Regions from separate parts of the Homo sapiens genome. Here region 2 is linked to region 1. Evidence: chromatin contacts called from ENCODE Hi-C or POLR2A ChIA-PET data. All regions are on one chromosome and are shown on one strand. The core of a region is the stretch at or near the end of the contact, and the rest is flanking DNA. Distances in the headings are between cores, read along the strand shown.

Evidence for each region. A loop is a pair of places that touch in the nucleus more often than their neighbours do. ChIA-PET counts read pairs that join two places held with the same protein, here RNA polymerase II (POLR2A). Pooled maps may share reads with other maps.
Region 2: a loop to region 1 is called in a pooled map, with 7 times the contacts of the local background. The contact joins the promoter of MAP3K9 here to the promoter of ZFP36L1 in region 1. A Hi-C loop is called at or near these places in 5 of 50 pooled maps. POLR2A ChIA-PET finds 5 or more read pairs at or near these places in 2 of 52 experiments (CD8-positive, alpha-beta memory T cell and WTC11).

What each region holds. Positions count from the first base shown.
Region 1 is chr14:68,790,138-68,796,236 of GRCh38, reverse strand. It overlaps ZFP36L1 (ZFP36 ring finger protein like 1), which reads left to right and starts at 3,170. Exons shown (of 2, transcript NM_004926.4): 1 at 3,170-3,355; 2 at 5,745-6,099. The coding sequence starts at 3,299. RefSeq lists enhancers at 1-2, 1,183-1,342, 1,005-1,549, 5,637-6,099 and silencers at 123-442, 2,723-2,922, 2,943-3,012.
Region 2 is chr14:70,806,448-70,812,546 of GRCh38, reverse strand. MAP3K9 (mitogen-activated protein kinase kinase kinase 9) reads left to right here and starts at 3,034. Exons shown (of 12, transcript NM_001284230.2): 1 at 3,034-3,781. The coding sequence starts at 3,376. It overlaps MAP3K9-DT (MAP3K9 divergent transcript), which reads right to left and starts at 3,763. Exons shown (of 2, transcript NR_184164.1): 1 at 3,260-3,763. RefSeq lists a silencer at 2,833-3,472 and an enhancer at 4,413-4,472.

The DNA of each region.
Region 1 (6,099 bases), core at 1,921-4,420:
CACAAAACCGAACATCCCACCCCACCACCACCTCCAAGCTAAAATACCTGGGCCGCCCCTCCCCACGAAGGGACGCGCTCCAGGCGAATGGGGAGGGCCCGGAAGTCGGGCCTGGGACAGAGGAGCCGGCCCACCGCCTCCCGGTCGGAAGCGGCAGTGCAGGTGAGGCGGCGGCCAGCCTGGGGACTGCGCGGGTAAGGAGCGGGAGGGCGGAATGCACCGCGAAGTTGGCGGGGGACGGCCACGCACGCCTCGCCTCGGCCTTCCTGCACCGTAGGGCCGCCCTCCCGCCACCCCTGGGCACCTGTCGACCACGTCTGGGCGAGGGCGGGTCGGCTCCCGCCCTCGGGCCCTCACCGCGGCGGGGACGCCGGGTCAGCGAAGGGTTAAGGGACTCGCTCCCTCCTCTCGGCTCCCTCACCCTTGGAAAGTCCCCGAAATGACGTTTCAACCCGACAATTTAAAAAAGAGTTTAATTATAGAGACAGGCTCTGGGAGCTGGAACAAACCCTTGGTCGGCGGGGCCGGTAAACAACTCGGGAGCGAGCGGGCTAGGCCAGTCGCAGCCTTGCGGAGCCCGCGCCCCCGGGGAGAGGGGGAGGGGAGGGCCTCCGGGAGTTGGAAAAGCCGAGGAAATTCGAGGAATCAGCTTTCTTTGGAAAAATCCACTTTGTAGCCATTCTGGGGCGCCTGATGGTGCTCCTGGCCGGTCCCGCAGCCTTGGAGGGAAAGCGGCGCCGCCCGAAGCAGGGGCATAGCCGGTGCCCCGCGGGGACAGGCCCTGGGCCGGGAAGGGGGCCCCGCCCGCTCCCAGTCCCCTTCCCCTTTGCTTTTTTCCAGCCCCTCCTCCGGTCCCCCCAGCTGAGCTTCGCGAACCCTCGGGAGTTAAAGACCAGCCGGCCTCTTTTTTGGGGGGGGTGGGGGGTGGGGGAGCGGGAATGGGTGGAGGCCGGGGGAATAAAAAACCGAAATAGCTTCACATCAGAACTCAGACTAACCTTGTGGTTTCAACGCGCACTCTGCTCTGTCCTGAAATCTGGAACTCATTACCTCATCACCAAGAAACTGCACGAAATCTCTCCCCCACCGCCCCAACACCCACTTGGGAAAGGAACGAGCAAACATCCCTCTAAGAAAGAAACCTACACTTGAATGATTTAAATTAAGGTGGATGGAAGTTATTTCCCTTTCTGGCGCTTGCCAGATTTCAAGAAAAGCTGAAAAATGGGAGCGGGGGAGGGAAGCAACAGACGGCTGGAGGGCAGCAGCAGAACAAGCGAGGGGCAGCAGCCGAGTTAAAGTGGGGGCCATCCATTTCGGGCAGAGGAGACAAATGAAAGCCGACCCCGCTGGGATCACGTAGGTTCGTGGCTGCAGCAAAAGTTGGGTTTCACAAAGTTGAAAAACAGCCGGTTTCTCAAACAATTGTGATTTGGAAGGTTTCGCTGGGTTTGCCCAGATGTTTACGAATAAATAAGAAATGCAGTTTTAAAAAAAAGTGTGTGTTGGGGGTGGTGAGAATGCGCTCTCTTCGGCCCGCCCCGTCCTTTCCAAAGAAACGTGCTCATAATGGGGTGACCTAATTACATCGCAATGGAACTCAATCTTAGCCACTCCGCAGCACCGGGTTTCATAACAGACTCGGCGGCCTCGAGTGCTGGGAAGAAACGTGCGAGGGCCGAGGGGGGCGGCGGAGCCCGCGTGGAAATCGGAAAGAAGCGCAGCCCTGCGACTTCCGCCTGGGTCATCACGCCAGCAGTCGGGCCAAGGCGCAGGGGGCGGGTGGGGGACTCGTTAACTTTTTATTTGGGTGGGCGGCATCCAAACCTAACAGTATATATTTTATCATTTTCAAGGGAGTCATGCTCCATTGCGGGCCCTTCGGTTTCGTGGCTCCCATGTCCCCCTCTCCACCTCCCGCCAAAACGGCGCAGCGTGACAAGCCATATGTTCCACTCCGGTGGGGGCGAGAGAGAAGCAACAATAAGTTAAAAGTGCCGCCTCCCTCCACCTCTTTACCTTCATTCTTACCAAAGTAACCTTTTTTCATTGTTCTAGAGTCTTGAGGTGTGTGTGGGGAGGATGGAGGAGGAGGGAGGGTTGTGGCGCCGCCCAGAATTCGGAGCGCGCGTGGAAAGTAGTGAGTTGCTCGGTGGGCTTTTTCTGGGAGGAAGGGGCATTCAGGAAGGATTAGGGTTTTCTTGACTAAAAAGTTTAAAGATTGGATGCGTGAAAAGAAACGGCACGCCTAGGCCTGGTAAAACAAACAATCGTCCCGGGTTGTGGTCTTTTTTTGCGGCGCCCCCCACCCGCCCACACCCGGAGAGCGCCGGCTGCAAAGCGAGCGCGAGTGTCGACGCGTGCGGCGCACTAAATTGTGCCGCGCTCGCCCCCGCCAGACCATGTCCTCCTGGGGAAAAAGTTTCCCTAGTCCCCCCAGCAGCGCGCCCCACCCTACGCCCCGCTGGAAAAAAAACAGCAACATAAAATCCTAGGCTTGAACATTCTGTGCGTCCCAAATTTCTAATGTCCTCGGCCTGCCCGGTTTGCCGAAGGGAGCCGAGTGTCGAAGAGAAGTCGGGAAAAGGTAAGTTGTGCAGACACTTGGGGAAGTTTCAAGGAGACCGCCAGCTCAAGATGGAAACCGCGGCCCGGGCGCTAAGGACGGGCTTCAGCTCCCGCTGGCAAAAAGAGAAAGTCGAGCCCGCCTTCCTGCCCAACAAAAAACAACAACATGACAACAAGAACCCCGGAGGGAGTGGAATGAGTGACGTCACAGCCGCGCTCTGAGGCTGACAAAGGAGGGGGCGCGCCCCTCCCGCTCTGCGCCCGCGCGGCCCCGGAGAGGGGGCGCCTGAAGCGCCGGGTAGGGAAGTCAGCCGACTTGAAACTTTTCCTCTTAAAGAAAAAAAAAAAAAAGTTGTGCGCGGCTCACAGTGGGGTTTTTTTTTTCCGCCTTCTTTTCTCGTCTCCCCTCCCCCTTCTTCCTTTTGAAAGTTTCTTCTCCTCCCCCTGCCCCCCCTCCCCGCCTGACCGCATGGCTGATTCAACTCCAGTGTCAATCAACTTCTTTTTCCTCCTCTTCCTCATTTAAATAAGTTTAAAGCTCCTCCTCCCCCCGGCCCACCAAATCTGAACTTTATAAATTGGGCTTTGCGCGCCCCAGCCCGGAGTCAGAAAGGCGAGGGGCGCCGGGAACTGGCGTGTGGGACTCCAGACAGGAGAGGCTGCGCCTTCCCCGCACCGGGACCTTCGCGACACACCAGATCCTCGCCCCTGGCTCGCGCGAACGCACAGGATGACCACCACCCTCGTGTCTGCCACCATCTTCGACTTGAGCGAAGTTTTATGCAAGGTAAAGGGGGGCGGAGCATTTGCTTTTCAAAAAGTCTTTTTCTTTTGCCTTAAGAAAGAACCCCCAAAAGTTTGGGTCTTGGAAGGCAATGGGGAAAGTGGTGCAGCGAGATGATTCTTTTCTCCTCCGGCATTTCTCCCAAGTTTGAAGGAATTTGGCCCCGTCCTTCCCACCCTTTGAGTTTCAACAGTTGCTGGCGGGGATTACATGTGAATCTGGAGGCCAGGGTTTTGAGGGGCGAAGTTTGCCTGGCAGGGCAGCCCGGGGGCTTCGGGGGGAGGGCTGGGATTGGGACAAGTTTTGGGCGATCCTGTTTTACGTAACGTGCTGCTGGATCCCAGGTTTGCTGGTCTGATCGGGTTCCCAGTCTGCGCCCTAGGTCTGTCCAGCGGCATTACCCACCCGTGGGGTTGGGAGTGGGAGGTCCCTCGGGGAAGTGAGTCTCGGGACAATGTTTTCCTCCACTCTTTGGGGGGAGCTGGGGATATGCGAGGAAGAAAGGCCAAGTTGTGATTCAAAAAGATGTTGCAGAACAAGTTTGCAGTGGGGCTTGAGTCCGCCCTAGCTCCGTTGGGCTTCTTCCCGCGATAGCCGATCGTGCAGCAAACTTTGGGGTGAAAGAGGCATTCAGGTTGACCCGCTTACCTGTGTTGCCGAGGCATTGCGGCTCATCGATTGCGGGCGGGGTTGGGGGGGGAGGTGGCGACAAAATGCTGGCTTGAACTCGAGAGTCCCGCGAGTAAGGATTTAATGGGGGGCTCCTTAAAACATGTTGCTTGTCAGCCAGTGTTGAAAAAGCAAGTTTTAAACTCGGAATGTTCCAGGACTGCGGTTTAAATGTACATAGCAAAAGTCTATGGATGTTGTTAAATTTCTTTCCAACCTCCCCCTCCCAATTTGAAAGGGTGAAGCTGCTGGGCTACTTTTTAATTGCTGAAGTGTTTTGCCTTCTCTTAACACGTCGGGTCATGTTGCTCTGTTTTCCCAGCTTGCTGCTCCTGTTGGTGCAGCTGCCAACGCCCCAGGGCTGCAGGGTTGGGGTGCAGGGACGCCGAGGAGCTGAAGAGTAGCATTTAAAAAGTTTGAATTTTTCAGCTTCCTTCCCTCCCTGCACATTCCCAAACTCCACTTGCCAGCCCGGCTGCCAGCGCTCCCCAACATTTCTTCCTTCTTTTCTCGACTCTCCCGCTCTTTGATCTATTTCTTTCTTTGGCCCCCCTCCCCCCTCACGACTTTTTAAATGAACCTCATTGTTGGGAACCAGCTCTCGACTGGGTTCCTGTAATCCTCTCGGTGGGGTGGTTGCAGTTACAGATTCCCGGTCCCCCCCTGCTGATCCTAAGGGACCAACATTAGAATTTGCACAATGACACCCACATGGGCTGGGAACTAACTCCTAGGTCCCTGACCTGCACCATTTCCAAATCTTGGGTACAATTTGGGCAGGTGACCAGGGTCCTATTGGAACAGAAACCTGCCATTGGTGGCTCTGCCCCCATCCCCACCACCCCCAATCCGCTATTGACTAGGAGGTGGGTAGGGGGGTTGGTGCTTTCCTTTTCCTTTCCATCTGCAGCTTTGCGTTAAAGATTAAACACTGGAGCTCTTATCCAAGCTTGCTCTTGCAGCCAAAAGACTAATTGCAAAGGCATCTTCTCAGTGAAGGGGGCGGGGTGGGCTAGGGCTGAGTGGAAATGGTGAGAGAGATTATTGTAGAAAATATCTCTTCCGGGAACTTAGGGCAAAGAGTTTTATTTTCAGGAATCACATCCCTGTCTCCCCCAACCTCAGACCAGGCCCCCAATCTCCTCCCCACAAGAAAAAGCAAAGGCAGTCTGAAAACCTGTTGCCAAAGGAAGGGAACACTTCTGAAGGAGGAAGTTGAGAGTCTTAGGCCAGGTCTTGAAGGAGGGGGTATCAATTAAGCAGAGACTGATTGGAAGGGGACCTAACGTAGCCTATGATAGACTCCTTTCTGAGGTTTACCTGTTTTTGTCGCGGGCGGTGGCGGGGGCGGGGTGCGGTAATCTAGAGAGGTCTGGGTTGTGTGAGATATTTTGAGTTGAAGAATCTATTTGACTAGTAAAAAAGTTGAACTTTAAAGTGGTAGCTTTGGGGACAGAGGACATGGGGGTTGCATTGCAGGAGTCAGCATGGAGCAGGGTGCTTGTCACACAGTTTGGATCTTGTGGTTTCTTACGCATGGGGCCAAAATAAACCCAGGTGAATGGCCTATGGGAGGGAGAGAGGGAAGGGAGCTTGCTAGAGCCGAGGTAGAGATGAGTTCTTTGAGAAAGAGCGGGCGTTTGTGATTGTGTAGGGGGCTGCCCATAGTGGACATCCTGGTGGATGTCCTCTGTCCTTACCATCCTTTCTCTTCTCTCTCCAGGGTAACAAGATGCTCAACTATAGTGCTCCCAGTGCAGGGGGTTGCCTGCTGGACAGAAAGGCAGTGGGCACCCCTGCTGGTGGGGGCTTCCCTCGGAGGCACTCAGTCACCCTGCCCAGCTCCAAGTTCCACCAGAACCAGCTCCTCAGCAGCCTCAAGGGTGAGCCAGCCCCCGCTCTGAGCTCGCGAGACAGCCGCTTCCGAGACCGCTCCTTCTCGGAAGGGGGCGAGCGGCTGCTGCCCACCCAGAAGCAGCCCGGGGGCGGCCAGGTCAACTCCAGCCGCTACAAGACGGAGCTGTGCCGCCCCTTTGAGGAAAACGGTGCCTGTAAGTACGGGGACAAGTGCCAGTTCG
Region 2 (6,099 bases), core at 1,785-4,284, 2.0 Mb before region 1:
ATTACAAATAATCAATTACATAATTACTAGTGTGAATCAAGTGATTACAGGGCCCTCTACAGTCTGGTCTCAACCTATCTTTTCAGTTCTTTCTCATCCTTCTATTCCATCCAAATGGTCCCCTCTCCATGCTTTCCTACGTCTGTGGCTGTGCCTATTCCCACCCTCCTTTCCTGAACACACTCTTCCCTGCTCCACCCCATTCCCCTCCAGGACCAGTTCTGGTTCTGCTTCTTCCATGCAACCCTGCCAGACAAGTTTAGTCTGAAAGATCTACCCTCATTTGAATTCCTAGCACTTACCCATTCAACAAATATTAACTGAATGACTTGTTGAAATGTTTGATGAATGATTCTTTATGAGATTCTAAACACATGCTATGGTATTAAAGGTTTAAGTTGCACAGGGAATTAGTTTTCCTATTGAGAAGAATCAATGATTTTTCTCCTCTCTTCCCCTCTTCCCAGGGAGTGGGAAGGAATCCACAAAACTAAATAGTAGAACATACGAAATTATGGAGAAGCAAAATGACAATAAACTTACCCAATTACTCATAATCCGACTACTTAGAGACCCACTACTGACATTTTTCTCTTTTTAGTACTTTTTTTCCTGTTTCTGTTTTGCTGTGTGTCTACAGTTTGTAAAACTTTTTTTCCCTCAAGTTAAAAAAAATTCTTTTTTTTGAGACAGGGTCTTGCTTTGTCACCAGATTGGAATGTGGTATAGCAAACACTGTTCACTACAGCCTTGACCTCCTAGGTTCAAGCAATCTTCCTGCCTCAGCCTCTCAAACAGCTGGGACTACAGGCTTGCACCACCATGCCTGGCAAATTTTAACATTTTTTGTAGAGATAGGGGTCTCGCCATGTTGCTCAGGCTGGTCTCCTTCCTGGGCTCAAGTGATCCTCCTGCCTCAGCCTCCCAAACTGCTGAGATTTCAGGCACGAGCCACCATACCCAGTCCTAAGTTAAAATTTTATCAAGACAATTATTTTCTTATGGCCTTTAAAAAAACACAATATACCTCCATCCCCACTCCCTTGCTCTCTGCTGCTTGACAGTGGAATGGTTTTGTCTAAAACAAAACCTAGATAATTTACTCAGACTCATCCATATCTTTTCCAGTTCATGGATCCTATGTATAATAGGAATCTGAGCATTGTTTTAGGTCTTTACTTAAACAGAAATCCTTTTTCAAGACCTACTCTGGATGCTTTTTAGAACAAGCCTCATCTCTCTTCTTCAAGACCTCAAATGTGTGCTATGACTATACAGTGTAGTCATATTGATGAGCGAACCACAGAATGTTCAAACTATGAGGACACAGGATATCTTCCAGTTCACTCCCCTCACTTTAAGAGTACAGTGTTAGGACACCTGCCTGAAGTCATGCAGCTGCCTAGTTATCTTTCCAAATTGCCCCGCTGTCTTTAGTTTGTGTAATAATAAACCCCAAACTAAAATTCAACAAAAGCACTCACCCTTGCTAAATAAATCATGTCTATTCCTACCACTGAAGGGGAAAAGGTAACAAAGTTTGGTAGAAGTTGGGCTAGATCCTTCAGCACTGGCTTATTTAGAAATTTCAGAGGACTAGGTGAGGTGGCTAAGGCCTGTAATCCTAGCACTTTGGGAGGCCGAGGCAGGTGGATGACTTCAGCCCAGAGTTCAAGACGAGCCTGTACTTCCAGCTACTCGGGAGGGTGAGGTGGGAGGATGGCTTGAGCCTAGGATGTTGAGGCTGCAGTGAGCCGAGATTGCGCCACTGCACTCTGGCCTGGACAACAAACTGAGACCCTGGAAGAAAAGAAAAGAAAAGAAAGGAAAAGAAAAGAAAAGAAAAGAAAAGAGAAAAAAAGATCAGAGAACCTTTCTTACTGGAAGTCAACGTTGCCACGACAGGATTAAAGCAAGAAGAAACATTATGGGCCTCCTATCTCGTCCTTAATGTTCAAAACGCAGGGTATAGCAAAGCATATAGGAAGAGGTCGTCCTCACTCGTGAACTCAGCATCGGGTTCTACGTTTATTCTGCTTTGGTTCTTCTTAATCTGACCTCTATAGACTTCGCCACGATCCAAGGTGTAATTCCAACAGGCAAAAGAAGTCTAAGGATTGTCGAAAAGGTGGCTCCCTTCAGACAGACCAAGCCCAATTCATGGCAGCGTTCCCAGCCCCAGTTTGAAGCTCAGTAAGGTGGTCTCTTGCCTTTCTGAATTCTGAAAAAAGAGTGGTATTGGAATCTCTTCTTACCGGAACCCAGGAGAGGGCGAGCTGTGGTGCAGTCCTCATAAAGGGGAGAACTGTAGTTTTCAGAGTTCTAATGAACATCCCAATGGGCCTAAAAGGCTTCAATAAGAGATGAAAGGTTCCGGGTGAGAGTGGGCGTGGGCGAAGCTGATCCCTCTAGGTCGGACTAAGGCAGAGCCAGATCCAAGAGGGAGAATCCAACTGTAAAAGGGATCTGGGGAAGAAAGAGCTCTGTTGGGGGTGCAGCCGGATGAAGAACACCGGTGCTGCTCAGTGCAGCCCCTACCCATCCATGGCAAACAAAGGCAGCTGCCTCCCTTCCAGCCTTTTAGTTTGAATGAAGGCTCAGTATTACCTTTTAGGATCCACCCTTCCCTTCTCACGCACCCAATGAGGCCGGAGCCTCTTCCTGCCGGGAGGTGCTGAACTCTCCCAGGAAACGGACAGGTGCCGCGAGCCAATGGAGGGAGCTGCGGCGGGCCAGTGGGCGGGAAGAGTGGGTCGACCTGGGTTTGAGAATGACAGAGCCCGCAATGGGGGAGGGCACGGTGCGACGGCGGCGCAGGGGGTGAGAGGGACCTGCGAGACGGCCAGCTAGGCTGCCCCAACCACGGCGGAGGAACCGGGGACTGGGCGGCCGCAGCCAATGGGAAGGCAGCGGGCGCGGGGCGGGGCGGGCGTGGGGCGGAGCCCCCTGGGGTCCGCAGGGCTGGGGCGGAGCCAGGCCCGCGTCAGGTGGTCCCGGCGAGCTGGCGGTGCGGGGGGCGGGGCACGGCACGGCGCGGAGAGGAGAGCGGCGGCCGGCTGGCAGCGGCGGGCACCGGCTGCGCGAGCAGGTACCGGCGGCAGAGGTGACGAGGCCGCCCCCGGGGGGGCGAGCGGGCAGGCGGGGACTCGGCCCGCTGCGCCCCTAGGCTGCGCGAAGAGCTCGCGCTCGGCGCTCTTCTCGTACCGCGGTAACAGCGCCGGCGAGCCGGCTCTCCCAGCCCTGCCAGCCCGGGCCCTACCTGCGGCCGCCGTCGTTGGGGGGGGGTCCTCCCAGCTCTGCGGAGGCGCATGAACAATAGGCGGCGGCGGCTCCTGCGGGCGGCGGCGGCCCCGCACCCTATGGATCGGCCGCTCCATGGAGCCCTCCAGAGCGCTTCTCGGCTGCCTAGCGAGCGCCGCCGCTGCCGCCCCGCCGGGGGAGGATGGAGCAGGGGCCGGGGCCGAGGAGGAGGAGGAGGAGGAGGAGGAGGCGGCGGCGGCGGTGGGCCCCGGGGAGCTGGGCTGCGACGCGCCGCTGCCCTACTGGACGGCCGTGTTCGAGTACGAGGCGGCGGGCGAGGACGAGCTGACCCTGCGGCTGGGCGACGTGGTGGAGGTGCTGTCCAAGGACTCGCAGGTGTCCGGCGACGAGGGCTGGTGGACCGGGCAGCTGAACCAGCGGGTGGGCATCTTCCCCAGCAACTACGTGACCCCGCGCAGCGCCTTCTCCAGCCGCTGCCAGCCCGGCGGCGAGGACCCCAGTTGCTACCCGCCCATTCAGTGTAAGGCGAAGGCGGGGCCGGGCGGGGAGGGGGAATGACGGAGGCCTGGGGGGCGGTCGGGGAAGGGGGGAGCACTGCGCGAGGGCTGGGATGAGGGCGGGGGGTGGGGAGGACGATTGACCTGGGTGTGGGTGGCGCGCGCTTAGGCTGCCCGGGCTTTGCTTGCTGGATAAGCTCGAGACGCCTCAGGCCCTGCCCGCACTTCAGACGCTTGGGCTTCTTCACCTTCAGTTGGCCACCTCAGCAGTGGCTCCCGATTTCCACATCCTGAAGTCCCAGTCTGAGAATTTGCCAGTTTCCCAGTCCCTTCTCTTACCCACCCCCCCGCCGCCCCCCATTCCCAATCTGGAAGTGTTTATGGCAAGATGGTGGTTAGTGTCCTAGCCTTAGTCCCCAAATCAGGGACCTTGCCACCACCTCTTCTAACGCCTGTCCCCGCCTCCTAAAGGCATTTGCTTTCAAAGAGATGGGGGTGTCTCCGCAGGGCTGAGCTGGCTCACAAGTCCCGGAAGCATGTGTGAACTCAAGGCTCAGTTGCCTGTAAAATGTCGGGTTGATTTCTTGGATCCTATTTCTTATATCTCAGAAGTTGTACCTTTAGGAGTCTCACTGATTAATGTGCTAAGAGGGATGTGTGTGTTGAGAGTGGGGGTGAGACAAGTGATGATTAGAGAGGAAAAAGTATGTCGTTCCCCCATGGGAGATCAGGATTGCAAGGTACAGTGGCTGAATCCCAGTCCTTTGACAGTGAGGCTGTTTGGGAAATACATTTTCTTCTTTCTTCTCATTCTAGATCCTTGCCTATCTTTGGAACTGGTCAAATCTCAGGGGGACCATGCTCAGGGGTCCCTCCCAGGGCCTTTCTCCCAGTGTCCTGGTTTCCGTCAATTTTCCAGGAGCCCCATATTTCATACCCTATAATGAAATCTTCTTTTTTTTTCAAGGGAGTTAAATTGCCATCACAATCCCTTAATCATACTAGTTTATTTCAGAAAAAAACATGTAAATATCTCTTTAGTGCAGTTTACACTATTTTGTATTTGAGAGTTTCCATAATCTCTTATCTGTTAAAAAGGTATTGTTAATATGTATTAATTACTGTTTATTCCTTATTTTGTATACTTTCATCTTAGTTGATTTTTTAAAACGTCATTAGCAAGGACCAACTTTAAATATTTAAATATTAAGATTTCCTTTGTAACAGTTACGTTTTTGGCTCTGTAAGTTATTTTTTACCCCAGCAATTGTGTTACTTTAATCTTGAGTTTTTTTGTTTTTTTGAGACAGTCTCGTTGTCTCCCAGGTTGGAGTTCAGTGGTGCAATCTCAGCTCACTGCAACCTCTGCCTCCCGGGTTCAAGCAATTCTCCTGCCTCAGCCTCCTGAGTAGCTGGGATTACAGGCGCCCGCCACCATGCCTGGCTAATTTTTGCATTTTTAGTAGAGATGAGGTTCACCATATTGGCCAAACTGGTCTCGAACTCCTGACCTCAAGTGATCCGCACGCCTCGGCCTTCCAAAGTGTTGGATTACAGGCGTGAGCCACCGTGTCTGGCCTATCTTTAGATGTTTTTTAAAAACTAGCACATAATATCAAAATCATAGCCTCTTCGCTTGTTTTTCTGCTCTTCTTTTTCTGTTGGTGTTTTGACTATCAAATCGATGTTCAAATCTTTAGGTTCCCCCTCTCCCTCTCATTCAGTTTAAAACTTCATTTTTCTTCATTTTGATCTTTAAAATGCCTGGAGGTAGCAAATTACTTTAAATTGTTTCCAGATACTACATCTTTTTGGGACTAGTTTGGTAGCCTTAAGGCTAAGCATCCTGGCATAGTGTTTTGAAAGTGTTGAAAATGAACTTGGTCATATATTGGAAGAAATATGAATAGCCTGGCATGTTAGAAAACAGTGTCATTTTAAACATAAGTCAGATTTTGATTCTGTGGGTGAAGTTTTGTGATTTTGTTTTCAGGGACAGCTAATGTCAAAGCAGAAGAGCTAGGTGAGGTTCGTGATCAGGAACTCGGTTTCTTCAATATCTTGTGCTCTGGCTGCTAGAGCAGTCAAGAGTCAGTATGACTTAGGCTGAAAAACTGTCCACAGAGCTAGGCATGGCAACAGCGTGCTACTTTTTCATTTGGTGGCCAGGACTTATCTTCATTGTCATACAAGTTATCTTGGATAGAGTGGATTCCTAAATCTGGAACCCAGATGTTGAGAAAGTAGGAAGTAACTTGTTCTAATGGAAAGAATTAACTTGAAGAATATGGCATTTGAAAGACCTGACACGTTCTTTTATTTGGCCTCACTAGGAGTTCTG